5 separate regions of the Homo sapiens genome follow, and regions 1, 3, 4 and 5 are each linked to region 2. Evidence: chromatin contacts called from ENCODE Hi-C or POLR2A ChIA-PET data. All regions are on one chromosome and are shown on one strand. The core of a region is the stretch at or near the end of the contact, and the rest is flanking DNA. Distances in the headings are between cores, read along the strand shown.

The links. A loop is a pair of places that touch in the nucleus more often than their neighbours do. ChIA-PET counts read pairs that join two places held with the same protein, here RNA polymerase II (POLR2A). Pooled maps may share reads with other maps.
Region 1: a map of CD8-positive, alpha-beta T cell shows a loop between it and region 2 (9-fold over the local background). The contact joins the promoter of SLC26A2 here to the promoter of FBXO38-DT in region 2. A Hi-C loop is called at or near these places in 3 of 168 maps with a recorded cell type or tissue (CD8-positive, alpha-beta T cell and naive thymus-derived CD4-positive, alpha-beta T cell) and 11 of 50 pooled maps.
Region 3: a loop to region 2 is called in a map of CD8-positive, alpha-beta T cell, with 15 times the contacts of the local background. The contact joins the promoter of TIGD6 here to the promoter of FBXO38-DT in region 2. A Hi-C loop is called at or near these places in 3 of 168 maps with a recorded cell type or tissue (CD4-positive, alpha-beta T cell, CD8-positive, alpha-beta T cell and naive thymus-derived CD4-positive, alpha-beta T cell), 1 of 37 single-sample maps with no recorded cell type and 11 of 50 pooled maps. POLR2A ChIA-PET finds 5 or more read pairs at or near these places in 1 of 52 experiments (GM10248).
Region 4: a loop to region 2 is called in a map of CD8-positive, alpha-beta T cell, with 16 times the contacts of the local background. The contact joins the promoter of PPARGC1B here to the promoter of FBXO38-DT in region 2. A Hi-C loop is called at or near these places in 3 of 168 maps with a recorded cell type or tissue (CD8-positive, alpha-beta T cell and naive thymus-derived CD4-positive, alpha-beta T cell), 1 of 37 single-sample maps with no recorded cell type and 9 of 50 pooled maps.
Region 5: a loop to region 2 is called in a map of CD8-positive, alpha-beta T cell, with 20 times the contacts of the local background. The contact joins the promoter of TCOF1 here to the promoter of FBXO38-DT in region 2. A Hi-C loop is called at or near these places in 4 of 168 maps with a recorded cell type or tissue (CD8-positive, alpha-beta T cell and naive thymus-derived CD4-positive, alpha-beta T cell) and 10 of 50 pooled maps.

Annotation. Positions count from the first base shown.
Region 1 is chr5:149,959,487-149,962,186 of GRCh38, forward strand. It overlaps SLC26A2 (solute carrier family 26 member 2), which reads left to right and starts at 1,272. Exons shown (of 3, transcript NM_000112.4): 1 at 1,272-1,493. RefSeq lists enhancers at 1-291, 88-167 and a silencer at 1,208-1,327.
Region 2 is chr5:148,382,415-148,385,114 of GRCh38, forward strand. FBXO38-DT (FBXO38 divergent transcript) reads right to left here and starts at 1,436. Exons shown (of 5, transcript NR_105057.1): 1 at 1,085-1,436. It overlaps FBXO38 (F-box protein 38), which reads left to right and starts at 1,544. Exons shown (of 22, transcript NM_205836.3): 1 at 1,544-1,625. RefSeq lists an enhancer at 1,321-1,520.
Region 3 is chr5:149,999,325-150,002,024 of GRCh38, forward strand. It overlaps TIGD6 (tigger transposable element derived 6), which reads right to left and starts at 1,330. Exons shown (of 2, transcript NM_030953.4): 1 at 1,150-1,330. HMGXB3 (HMG-box containing 3) reads left to right here and starts at 1,415. Exons shown (of 20, transcript NM_014983.3): 1 at 1,415-1,855. RefSeq lists enhancers at 554-1,342, 2,230-2,309 and a silencer at 1,070-1,149.
Region 4 is chr5:149,728,980-149,731,679 of GRCh38, forward strand. PPARGC1B (PPARG coactivator 1 beta) reads left to right here and starts at 1,331. Exons shown (of 12, transcript NM_133263.4): 1 at 1,331-1,441. The coding sequence starts at 1,364. RefSeq lists enhancers at 930-1,580, 1,819-1,938, 1,949-1,998 and silencers at 989-1,668, 2,469-2,568, 2,579-2,628, 2,649-2,700.
Region 5 is chr5:150,356,288-150,358,987 of GRCh38, forward strand. TCOF1 (treacle ribosome biogenesis factor 1) reads left to right here and starts at 1,410. Exons shown (of 27, transcript NM_001371623.1): 1 at 1,410-1,567. The coding sequence starts at 1,460. LOC105378226 (a long non-coding RNA gene) reads right to left here and starts at 1,133. Exons shown (of 4, transcript XR_944407.3): 1 at 219-1,133. RefSeq lists an enhancer at 428-597 and silencers at 1,198-1,537, 1,618-1,837.

The sequences.
Region 1 (2,700 bases), core at 22-2,521, 1.6 Mb after region 2:
AATGATTTGTCTTCAGCCACAAGGGGCAGCATCAGGAGTAGAACCCAAGTGTTTGTGTTCTGATTCCCAAGACAGCTTATGACGTTTTGGAAACTCTGAATCTGATGGGTGACAGAAACTTGGGGATCATCTCTAGATAAGAAAGGGAGTTCCTTGAATGACTGTGAAGACGTTCACCGGAAAGGGAAGGAAAGGAAGTTAATCATGCTTCCTTCACAGGCCCTCCTTCACCCCCATCTAGTGGGCACATGCAAGCTACAAACAAGGTGAGGAATGAACAAATTAATACATACTCAATAGTGGCCAGTTCGAGGCAGATAATTAAATCAAGATGACCTGAAAGGATGTGACTGGCTGTGGCTAGTTTACACAGGGTGGTCAGGGACGGCCTCGCCATGGAGAGGGCTGGTGTTTTGGCTGAGACCTGAGAGACCAGAAGAAATCTGATGGCCAGAACCAATGTTTAGGTCCCTAAAGAGAACAAGCGTGGCGAGCAAAGGGGGCCAGTATGGGTGGAGATCAGCGAGGGAGGGGGGCAGAGATGAGTGCCCGAAGCACACAGTACCTTGGCATAGGGAGGGTTTGATTTTACCTACAAATGCCATTAAACCCACTAAGGATTTTAACAAAAACTACAATTACATTTTAATTTACATTTTATGTTTTATAGAGACAAGGTTCGGCTATACTGCCCAGGTTGATCTCGAACCCCTGGGTTCAAGCGATCCTCCCTACTCGGTCCCCCAAAGTGCTGGGATTACAAGCGTGAGCCGCTGCGCCCGGCCTTTTAATTTACATTTTAGCCTTCCGGTTACTGGAATCTTTGATGGGGAATGAGTTATAGTGAGGCAAGAGCCTCTAACATTCTAGGAGCTCTTTTCCCGTTCGGGGCCTCAATTTCCCGTTCTACAAAGGCGGGTGGGAGGGAACGGGGTCCCAAGTAGTACTGGATAAAGAGGTGGCCGATCGCAAACGCTGAGCACTTCAAAACTCTGGGCAGAGCGCTTCCGCGCCTCTCCTGCTATTTCACCCTGGCCACAGGCTAGCCGCCGAGGCCGGTCATCCGCTCTCTCCGCGGAGGAGTCAACGCCACGGAAGCAGCGGCGGAACCTCTCTAAGAATCCTTCCAGCTTGTGCTCTTCTGTCCAGGGCAGCCAATCGCGAGGAGGAGAGTAGTCAGAGGGCGGCACCCTCCCCGGTCTGGGCCGAGTTATTGGCTGGTGGTAGCGTCGCTCGCCCGGCAGTACCACGTGACGGCCTCGGCCGCGGGCGTTTACACTGGCTCTGCCTCCGGCATCTCTTCGCCGGTGCGTCCTCGCCGCGCCCGTAGGTCCCGGCAGCCGGGCCCCGCCTCCTTCGGAGTCCGAGCGATGGGCGGGGAAAGGGACAGGCAGGTATAGCTCTGTCGGCGCCGCGGTGTCCACCTCAGTCAGGCCACGGTGGAAGACGCGTGCCGCGGCGCCTGGTTGCCTGCAGCGGCCCGGACCCGAGAGGTGAGAAGAGGGAAGCGGACCAGGGAAGAGGGAGGGAGCGGTGCTGGCCGCCAAGCGGTCAGCGGGCCCCTCCCAGAGTCATTCTGCCTGGGTCCCCGCGCGGTAGAATCCCAGATCAGGGGTCGCCGCCGTGGAGCGGGGCGTGCGTCAGGTTATTTCCCGGGTGGTCCGGGGCCGGGCGAGTGGCACTGCACCCTGGTGATCCGGGCCTGCCCGTCTGGCTGGCGGCTGCCCACCCGCCCTCCATCCCGCGTATCTCGCCGTATCTCGCCGGGTGCCACGCACTCCGCTGCTTTTCCAGTCCTCGTTGATCCGTCTCGAACCTAGATATCTGGAATAGGGATCGAGGAGATAGGAGCCACCACCACCTCGGACAGATGGGGAAACTGAGGCCGGCACAGGCGAGACGGCTTGGTTATCTTGGTTATTAAAAATCACACACCCGATTAAGTACAAAATCAGGACCTGTTCTTTCGGACTCACACACTAAGTTGGTATTATTTCACTGGATGGATGGAAACACTGAGAAGACAGAGAGGGCCCAGAGCCTTGCCTAAAAATACACAGCAAGTCTTTTGCAGAGCTAGGACTTGTACCCAGCTCTCCAAACTCATAGACTATCAGCCTGGGCTCCTTCCTTGCACAGATTGGGGATCACAGTGAGTTAGAAACATTCAGAACTTAAATTGCCTTCCGGCGCCCATTCTAGTTAACCTGTCTTTTCTCCTTGTCCCCAACAGTTCTTTATGTGAAATCTACAACTAATGTGATATGCAATACTAGATTAAGCAGAACTTTTTGTTTTTGAAAATTGAATCAATAAGAAATGGAGGGCCAAAGCTGTGGGAAAGGAATGGACCCTTTAAAATCAGGAATCTCAAGGCAGGATATAGCAAGGGACAGAGACTAATAGCTGTCGTTTATTGAGTAAATGCTATGTGCCAGGCACTGTGGTAGGTAGTTGTGTTAGCCTTACAAACCAGCAAGTTAGGTAATGTTACCCCATTTTACAGGTCAGAAATTGATGCTGAGTACAGTGAAGTTTTACAAAACCATTGCCATATGACTGCTGAGCAGTATAGCTGGGATCTGAACAGAGATCTGTTTGACTTCCAGAACACATCCAGTGATTCTCCAAGTGTGGTCCTAAGCTCACTCGTTCAGCATCATCTAGCGTGTGGAGTCCTGGATCTCATCCTTGGATTTG
Region 2 (2,700 bases), core at 186-2,685:
AAGGGATACATATAACATGCTCTACCTGAAAATGTTAAAACTAGTTTTGATATCTTATTATATATAACACTCATAGCAGTGAGAAAATATCTTTAACATTTATTACAATGATTTGTGGTAGGAAATTTTCTAAACTTGAGGTAGGAAACCTTTCTTACTCATGAGTATTCATTTCAGGTCCCACTACAGTGCTTTTTACAAAAGGAGGAATGCTAATAAAATGAAAATCATATTCCATTGAATTAAAAATTCAGGCCAATTGTGCTGAAATAAATCTTACTGAATGCCTTCTAAATATGCCATGCCCTGCACTAGAAACTTTCGTAATTCCTATTTATTCTTCAGAATAACCTGGGAAACAGAAAAAGCTAAAGTCTGTTTCCTTTATTAAAGTTTGAATATGAAGAAACCGACAGAAGCAAATAGCATAAAAATTCATTTTTGTCTTCAATTACAGGAAGAATGTAACATGAAAGCTGAGATTACAATGAATAGTACATGAATATGATGAGGTTTTGTTTTGTTTGTCCTACCAGAGCTCCAAATAAAAACACAGATATATGGTTTGACATACGGAATGGGATAGCTAAAACTGTGACTGCCTAAGACAAGCTGAAACCTAAGGTGCCGAACCATATTGGGGAAAGAGGGGAAAAACCAGTAGGTCTGCTATCAATCAAGAAAAGAATAAGAAGAAATGGGATTCCCAAGCCTTCTTCAGCTTTTTCTTCTCCAGCAGAATAGCCTAGTCAATGCTACGTCTTGTCAAATTGTGTCTCACATGGCTTTAATGCACACTAACTTTCCTAAGAAGTATTTGTATCTATTTAAATCTAGGGATTTTAGCCCATATTAATTACATGTATATTAGGGCAAGAACACAGGATGTAAAAGGTAAAAATCTGAATTTCAGTCCATCTGCGAGACATTGTGAAAATCAATTACACTCTCTGAAGACAATTCCTTATCCATTAAACAACAGAAAAGGTGATTAAGTTGATCCTTGCCTACATGTCAGAGTCGTGTAGAGTTTTTAATGACACTCATGTGAAATTCCTTTGGACTGTAAAATACTATTACTTACGTGCAAAGATAATGTCCCGAAATCACAGAAGGGATGACTTAACATTAACATCTTTAACTGCGCCCCCGTCCTTCCTCTCAAAAAAAAAAAGTTCTCTATTTTTAGTTGAATGATTCTGGGAAAATCTCTATTGGAACCTATCGACTTCGCAAATGACAAAGGCGAGGTCCAGAGACTTATCCAAGACCCCAGAGTACCAGTGGAAATCAAGACCAAACCACACGGTGGAGACTGGTTCCGACGTATCAGACTCAGTGCTTCCGGCATGGCGCTTTAGTGTCAGGTGAAAGAACAGCAACCCGCCCCGCTTCTCCACCCCTGACAAGCCTTCCGAAATGCCACGCTGAACATGGCTGCCGCGCTTCGATGCTTCTTCACACACACAATATGGACACGGGTTTGAGGCTCCAGCCCCGGATGACAACACTCCGGAAATATGCGAGCGGCGGCGGAAGCGGAAGTGCCTCAGCGGTAGGGGCCGGGGAAGTGTCTGTAGCGTCCCTCCCTCTCAACCACAATAACAGGCGGAGGGTCGGCGTAGGTGAGGCGGCGGCTGAGTGGGCCTGGGGACCGGGAGCGGGGTGGCAAAGCCCGGAGTGCGTGCGGCAGGGCTGAGGTAGCTGGGTGGGGATTCTGGAACTTCCGACCGCTTAAGCTCGGCCTCTGGCCCCCTTGGGGCCTAGAGCTCCTTGAGAGATCAGGGGTTGAATTTGTAGTTCCTGGCCTTCTAGGCCGTGCTTGCGGGGGTTGCCTGCTTGTCTGAACCTGGCCCCAAAATCCAGCATAAAGAACTCTCTCTGGGCCCCAGTTTCCTCAATGAAATGGGTGAGGGTGTTGGACTGGACAGCTTCTGTGACTGTCTCCCACCCCGGGCGTCACGAATTTCATGATTTTAATGTTAAGTCGGTGTTTCGGCCAGTAAAGTGAAGGAGGTCTGTGTTCAGCGTAGTGAGGAGATGTCCCTGAGCAGGAAGCAGTGAACACATCTTTGGCTGCCACGCCTGAGTATCAGGAGCCCTGAATTCTAGTTTCACCCCTTCCACCTACACACCGTGTGACCTTGTCTAGGTCCATTAGCTTTTCTGTGCTGCAGTTTGCTTATCTGTGTTGGATGCCTTTGATGTCCGTGCCCTAGCTGTGGAAATCAGATTCTTAACTCCCTTTTCATGGAGTCTTTACAGACCTGAAAAGCATATTCTCCCTGCACTCTGCACACCCAGAATTTGACTAAGAGATGTCTACCGTGTTTCTTTGCAGACACCAAGCTGGCCAAGGGCAACTGGTCACTTAGGAAGGTTCCTGTGCAATGAGAAGCTCTGTCCAGAAAACTTTGTTTTATACACCTAAACCAGCAGTGTAAATCACTACAAAGTGAAAAACAGGAGACCTTGATTTTTGTTCCAAAGTTGCTATTAACTTGATGGTTTACTTTGGCCAAATCCCTTCCTCTCTCTGAACTTGAGATTTTTTTATCTGCTAAAGGAAGACGTTGGATTAGGTCACTGGTTTTTAATCCCCTTTCCCATTCCCCCAGCACAAGTGAAGGATAAAATAATAGTTCTATAAAGCCATGATTTTCCCAGGGAAGGAGGAGGTCCAGTCTGGAGGGTATGTAT
Region 3 (2,700 bases), core at 80-2,579, 1.6 Mb after region 2:
CCATATACAGTTTGGATGTTAATTTGAGTGCAATAGGAAGCTATTGAAGGATTTTAAGGAAGGAGAGATGACTGCTGTGTAAAGAATGGAAGGGTATCAGAGAAAAAAGCAGGAGTCCACATGAGATAATGGTGGCTTGGATTAGAGTAGTAATAGAGAGATGGTGAGTAGTAGTCAGTCTGGGGCTATGTTTTTGCAAGCCCTGTGCTGGACCGGATGTGAGGTGAAGGAGGAGTCAAGGATAACGCCCAGGTTTCTGGTTTGAGCACTGAGGAATCCAGCAGATGATGGTGCCATTTACTGAGGTGGGAGGATCTACTGCGTAAACCTCATTTGTTAAGCACTTTACTTGCTTAATATTGCTTACTTGTGGCAGGGCTGGGATTCAAACCCAGGAGGCTCACAACAAAGCTAGCACTCCAAACACTACAGAGTGCTATATAGCTGGTTCTGGGAACTACTAATATTGAGAGGAGACATAGAAAGAGAATGAAGCAAGAGCCAAATCAGACAAGTCTTGGTCAAGCTAAGACGTCTGAATTTTATTTTAAGTGAATGAGACACTGGAGGGTTTTAAGCAGGGAGTGACTTGATCAGACTTACAGTGCAAAATGATCAATCTGACTGCTTCGTGGAGAATGGATTGTAGAGGGGATGTGGGGAGAACTACATCAGTCCAGGCAGGAGATGATGGTGGCTAGAAGGTTGGTGATGGCGGTAGATGCAGAGAAGTAGGCAGACTGGAATACAGTGAGGGTTGTGCGGGAACTTGTACAAATGTGGACAACTTGTGACACTGGAGAGAAAGGACAATCCAATCCAATCCCTATTTGATTTACGGAAGCTCTCCATACGGTCATTCAGCTCAGCTTGAGTCACTCCAGGAACTCACTACCATCACTATTCGTGGGCCAGTGGGAGAGACGGATTGAGGGCAGATCACTGGAGTGATGAAGGCGCTACTTGATGCGGCACTACGTATGAACCCGATCCTGAATGAGAGGGAAAGACTGAGACAGGCTGAGGTCAGGCCTTGAACGTCGTGCTGAGGAGAGGGTGGTATTGTAGGCTTCCCAGCGCCCGACGTGGCTCTGAAAGGTGAGGCGGGGCCTAGATCCCTCACGCTCAGCACAGCCCCGCCCCTGTTACCTGAACGCCCCACAGCAGTGCCCGGGGGCTGAGCGGCCGGGGCGTCCCACCGCCGGCAGCCACAGCTTCCTCCTCCGCCCGGGACCTCTGGCCGGAAGCAGTCCGTTCGCCTTACTAGACCCGCTCCAAGCCTTTGAGCAGTTCGTGTGGGTCCGCTCCCAAGCTAGGGCTGGGCTGTTGCGCTTGCGCCAGGGGTCGCATGCAGTCACGCGCTGCCGACCGCTTCCGGTGCGCCGCGAGGGCCGCCGGGACGGGTCTCCCTGGCGATCCGTGGTGTGCCGCTACTGCCGGTGCAGCCGCCAAACCGGTGCCTCGGTGACGACCGTGTCCCTGCCGTCTTCCTCGAGCTCCCCGGGGCTTGACCCCCGGGGCCCTCGGCAGGCATCGGTGAGGAGCCTGCGGAGCGAACCTGTGCTCCTATTCTTGCCCTTCAGGACCCCATATCGCGACTCCGAGGAGGGGAAGCGAGAGGGGCTGTCGCGACTCCGCGCCGTGTGTCGCCGGGCGGGGCCGCGGGGCCGGGGCTCCTTCAGCCCCCGGGATGCGCGCGCGAGCCCTCGCCTCCACTTCCTTGTTGCTGCTGTCACGACTGGAGCCGCCTCTCGCCGACAGCGGGGAGCGCGAGTGCGCCAGCCATCCCCCTCGTCCAGCCGCCGGGCCAAGCGCCTCCGGGAATGTGAGCGGCGCAGCTTGCACGCTCCTCCGGGTAAGTCCCGCCTTCGAGGGCCGCGCCGAGCCGCTGGGCGACCTCGAGTTGGATGCTGCGGCTCTCTGAGCCTCTACTGAGTCTTCCACAAAGTAGGGCCACTGAGCCTTAGTGTCCTCCTTCCGCAATCCGTATGGGACATTCGGATGTCCCAGACGTCTTAGCTTGACCAAGACTTTGTCTGGTTTGGCTCTTGCTTCATTCATGACCCAGAATGAGGGAAAGGAGCTAGCCCAGAGTCAAACTGTGGCCCATGGCTGAGCCCTCAAAGGCAATCTCGTGAGATTCCAAGGAGGATCTGATGGGACAGAGAAAGTGTCTCGCATATTTCAGGTATTGACCTTAACTCTGTTTTACAGATGAAATAACGGAGACTTAGGGTAAGTAGATTGCTTAAGGTCAGAGGTCCCCGTGCTGGTGCGACTGGTGTAGTCTGTACTAGAACCCGGATTTTCTGTCCTCTAGAGCCCTTCGTTTTTAACCTTAAATTGTCCTGCCTTTTTTTGCATTGCTATACTGCTGCCTCGAGTCTGATAACAAACTTGTACTCAGGCTTAGAACAGGGTAATAAAACAAACAAAACCGTAGGGTGTTGTCTTCCTGCCCTCAGCCCAAGGTGGCTGTAATGAGTGTTTCCTAACCCGTTTTGCGCAGGGTGCTTAGTACCCTATATGCCATTCATTACAGATGCTCTCCTGCAGTTACTGCCCTTCTCCACAAGGCTTTCAGCCGCCCAGAAGTCAATTCAGGGCAAAAAAGCGCAGTCCCCACGTAGCCTTGATTTGAACTACTGCTTCCCTTATCCTTTACTGGCCTATTGCTTACCCAGCCAAGTTGTAGACTGT
Region 4 (2,700 bases), core at 81-2,580, 1.3 Mb after region 2:
ATTGCAACAAATGTAAAACGGCAACTGTGACCAGCTTTTAGAGAAAAAAGGCCTGCTGGTGGAGCTAAGGGAGCCCATGATGGTGGAGGTGGAAGGAGAGGAAATGGCTTGACAGTCCAAGGGGTAATAGGGAAAGATGCCCCGAAGAGATTACTAGGTGAGTGGCAAGCCCGTTGTGAGCGGGCCTGCGGAGGCTGGCAGGAGCCCAGCCCCTTCATGCATTGTGGGCATTGGTAAGAGAACTCATTGGAGTTTTTTGGGGGAAGGGTGCTGGGGACGATGGCAGAGAGAGATATATGATCAGGTTTAGCACAGAATATAGGCAAACGCACCCTTCAAGTAAAAGATAAAAATGCCTCCTCCTCCAAGGAGACTTCCTTGATTTCTTTGCTTTTGATCTATGGTATTTCTCCCTCCTTCTCTGGCCTTGTAGCCTGGGTAGAGAAACAGTCCTCCAGGGGAGTAAGACCTAAGCTTTCCCTTCCTGCAACTGATGTGCGCTGTAGCTTTGAACGAGGTCCTAGGTATATACATACATACATACATACATACATACATACATACATATATATATACATACATATATATACACATACATATATATACATACATATATATACACATACATACATACATATATACACATACATACATACATACATATATATACACATACATACATATATATATATATATATATATATTTTTTTTTTTTTTTTTTTTTCAGGAGGGATATGAAGAGTGACTTACAGGCGCCCGCCACCATGCCTGGCTAATTTTTTTTGTATTTTCAGTAGAGACGGGGTTTCACCATGTTGGCCAGGCTGGTCTCAAACTCCTGACCTCAGGTGATCCACCCGCCTCGGCCTCCCAAAGTGCTGGGATTACAGGCGTGAGCCACTGCGCCCGGCCTTCGAACGAGGTCCTATTCCTTCTCGAGCCTCAGTTTCCCCAGCTGTGCAGAAGAAGCAGGTTGTCTCGCAGGACCCGCCCAGCGCTAACGCAACGTGATTCGCTCTGGCAGGAGCCGGGGGCTGCCCGCATTGCTGCGCAGGCATCGGGCTGCTGGCTGGGGCACCGCCACCTGGCTGCCTGCGCTTTACCCCTTGCTGAGGGCTGCGTGAGCTGGTCGCGGCGCCAGACACGGCGCAGGAAAGTGGGTGAGCGACCCCCGGCTCCCGCGGGCGCCGCGCGGCCCCGCCCCCGCAGCTAGCGGCCCTGCGGCAGCCGGGGGCTCGAGCTCCGCCCTCCGCCTCCCGCCGGCCTCACTCCCTCCTCCCTCCTCCCTTGCTCGCTCGCTGGCTCCCTCCCCCCGGGCCGGCTCGGCGTTGACTCCGCCGCACGCTGCAGCCGCGGCTGGAAGATGGCGGGGAACGACTGCGGCGCGCTGCTGGACGAAGAGCTCTCCTCCTTCTTCCTCAACTATCTCGCTGACACGCAGGTACGGCCGGCTGGGGCTGCGGGCCCGGGGCCAGGGGTGCTGAGCTGCGGGGGCCGCAGCTGCAGCCGCGGAGGCCGGGAGGCAGCGGTGGGAGCCCTGGGGTAACTGGGGGTTCCAGGCTGCAGAGCCCCCCTTCCAGGCGCCCTGCGATGCGCTCCGTTACCGGGGCAGGGAGCCGGAGGTCTCCCGGCGCGTGCCGGAGCGCTGGGGGCGCTACGGCCGCTGGGGAGGGTCTAGCCTTGGCCGCTTGGAGTCTGCCACCCCGCGGGCAAAACTGGGGGGTACCGCGCTTCCTTTGGGAGGTGGAGGCGCGCCACGGTGTGGGGTACCCTCAGGCTGGCGCTGGGTGCTGGAGGCGCGCCGTCAGCGCCCGGCACTTGCTGCCGTACTTTCACGTGGACTTGTGGCCCCGGCACGGGTGCATGCCCGGGTCTCCGGAGTCCCCTAGTCCTCCAGGCTGTAGTCCCCAGAGTGCTGTTGCTGGCCCCCCGCGGCTTTCTACCCGCGCCCGCAGCGCGGAGTTTCCTGCCAGTTGCCGGCTAAAGGCATAAGGGTCTGCGGGGCACGTGGACATGCGGGCGGAGACAGCGTCTTCCTGGTTTCGCTATCGGGCGGAGCCCCCTGGGGGGAAAAGCCAGGCTGGATGGGGGCGGAAGGACTGTCTGGGGGCGCCTGGGTCCCCCTGCGGTGCGCGGCCCCGGTGCGCGCTCCACGATGCAGGGGGAAGGGAAGGCGAGGCGGAGTCCCAGGCACTGGCTGAGCCCGGGAGCCCCACTGGCGACACGCGCGTGACAGGAGAGGGTGCTCTGGTGTGCCGGGGCGCGGGGGAGCGAGGAAGCTGGTGGCTTGGAGACTGGGAGAGGGGTGCTGCTGGGACAAGCAGCCACCAAAAATGTCAGCACGAGGCGTGCGCGGCCCCCACCCCTTCCCCCATTTTCCCCACCCAATGCCTGTTGCAAGCATAAAGTTTGGCTCCAGAGTTAGGGCTTTTTCTCTGGGCGCCCGGCTGCGGGTCATTGGGAAGCTGAGGATGCGGCGGAACCTCGGAGGAGCCCCGGGTGCTGGCACACGCCTGGGCACGGAGAGGGGCGGCCGGGCGGAACCGGGCGCGGCTCGCGGGGGCTGGTTTGGTACCTGGAGTGGGAGCGCCGGTGCCGGCCCGTTTTGCATAACAGTGGAAGGGAGGGGGAAGGCGGAGATTGGGGGAGGGAGGTGGGAGGAGAGAGAGGGAAACTTTGCTTCTTGTTATAATCTGCCTG
Region 5 (2,700 bases), core at 160-2,659, 2.0 Mb after region 2:
TGACTATTAGTTTAGTATGTGTCTCCTCCGTTAGACTGTAAGCTCTATTGGAGTAGAGACAATTCCATCACTAGACTGTAAGCTCTATAGGAGTAGAGACTATTCCATCCCCAATGGTAGGTACTCAATAAATATTTGCTCAAGAAAATGGGAAATGTTGAATGTGTACAGACACATAACATTTTCCATTCAAGTTCAAGACAAAGATAACCACATACCTGGACCTCCTAGGGTTAGGGACTCCTGCGCCCGTAAGAAACATGCTGCCCTCAGATTCTCAATGGGTCGGTGAAGTTAAGAACAGCTCACTCTAACATTCTCCAGCCTACCTCACCTTTTCCCTGCCATCCTTCCCTCAACAACTACAACAGCCTCACATTTAGTATTAATGGTATGTGCTTTGGTTTTAGCAATCTTTTAAAAACACAAAACAGGGTCAACCTCCTCGGAAAAGCCAGTCAGAGACTATCTAATGCCCTCAGAGCAAAGTCCAAACTCTGTTGGGGGTGGGGGAGTTGTAGGCCTTGTCTACTTCTTCATCCTCATGTGCCCTCATTTGTTCCCTCTTCCCCACCTCACCCCACCCCACCTGGACAGCCCAGCAGCGCAGACTAGGGGTTCTGGGTTTAGGGTTCCCAGGCAATAGCAGGGTGTTTTCTCATGCCTAGACTCATGCAGTGCCCTCTGCCAGTCCTCTCCTTTGCACCCAGCAATTTCGGGTGTCTTTATGCCTCAGCTTAGATATCTCTCTGGGGTTCGGTGCTCCTCCTTGGGGCGCCCATAGGCTGCATCTGTCCCTGACAAGGCACACAAGATATTGAACTATAGTTGCTTGGTTACGGACAGTCGTCTCTGTGAGCTTTGAGGGCAACTGCCATGTATTATGCATCTTTTGAATCCCCCTAGCCTAGCCGGGTGCTAGCCCAAGTTAGGTGCTTATTACAGATTTGTTCAGTTAGCGAATGAATCAATGAATAAACTGGCAATTCGTGTCTGGTTCATGGGCACCAAAAACCGTGCGAAATGGATAAATGAGCAGGTAATGGCAGTACAAAGTTCGGATCTAGAGAAAGATCCAGATTAGGGAGTTCAGAGATGAGTAAAACGCAGACCCAGCCATCAGAGAATTAACAAGGAAGATAAATCTCTTCAAGAAGCCAGCCGGAAGGATTAAAAGAGAGTCGTCCAAGTCCCGGCCGGCCCCGGGGGCGGGTCCCTGTCTAGCCCCGCATGCTCCGCGCCAATGGGCGGTATTGTTGATCACGAGTCTCCGCCCCCTTCGCCTTGAGGGGCGGGGCCGGCCACTCCCGGAGAGGGGACTACGTTTCCCGGCGCGCCGCGCGGCCGGAGCGAAAGAGGAGCCGGAAGTGTGGCGCGCGAGGTCTAAGGGCGCGAGGGAAGTGGCGGGCGGGGACTAAGGCGGGGCGTGCAGGTAGCCGGCCGGCCGGGGGTCGCGGGTATGGCCGAGGCCAGGAAGCGGCGGGAGCTACTTCCCCTGATCTACCACCATCTGCTGCGGGCTGGCTATGTGCGTGCGGCGCGGGAAGTGAAGGAGCAGAGCGGCCAGGTAAGCGTTCGTGGGCCGTGTGCGAGGGCCGCGTGCAAGATGTGGAGATCAGCGGCCCGCGGCCCGCGCCCCGTCCCCAGGCGACCCGGCAGGCGCCCGGAGCCGGGTCCCGCAGTGCTCGACGGCGCGGCCAGGGGTACCGGAGGAGCCGCAATCTCTGCCTTCCCACTGCGACTTCAGTTCCCCTGGGCCTCACTTTCCTCATCCGGGCAGTGGGTTGGGCCAGAAAGTGTGCTCGCAGGGGCCGAACTTTGTAATTCCCGCTTCCCTTACCTCCACGCCCTTCCTGGTAGCGGGTATTTTAAGTTTCCTAAGTCTCCCGCCACGTGGCTAGGCTCTGCGCGGCCCCCCCTGGGGCAAGGAGGTTGCTGCGAGTCTCGGGGGTGGATTGCGACCAGCCCCTCGGGGGAGCGCCTGGAAAAGGGACCCTACAGCCTCTTAGTTGAGCTGGAACTCAGGCCTTTAGCGATTGTCTGTACTGAGACGGTCAGCTTTGGTACTCGAACTCGTGGTACAGTCATTTCTTACTTGATTAATTCAACTGTTAATCCGGTACTCAGGGTGCTTCCTGGTGTTCGAATGGTGAGCACCATCTCTCAGCCCTCCTGGAGCTTACACTCTAGTAAGGTAGACAAATCAAAGAATCACAAAAGTGACTATATGCTTAGCACCGCAATAAGTGTTAAGAATGAGAGGGATGGGCCGGGCACGGTAGCTCACGCCTGTAATCCCAGCACTTAGGGAGGCCGAGACTAGCGGATCACCTGAGGTCAGAAGTTCGAGACCAGCCTGGCCAACATGGTGAAACACCGTTTCTACTAAAAATACAAAAATTAGCTGGGCATGTTGGCGCACGCCTGTAATCCTGGCTACTCATGTGGCTGAGGCACAAGAATTGCTTGAACCCGGGAGGCAGAGGTTGCAATGAGTCAAGATCGTGCCACTGCACTCCAGCCTGGGCGATAAAGCGAGACTCTGCCTCAAAAAAAAAAGAGAGATGGATGGCAGATTGCCCTGGTCAGGAATAGCTGAGGTGTAAATGCCTTGTGGTGGGAGGGAACTTGTGTACACACTGGCCTGGAGAAAGTCCACTCTCTTGAGCCCAGGAATTTGAGGATACAGTATGAGCCATG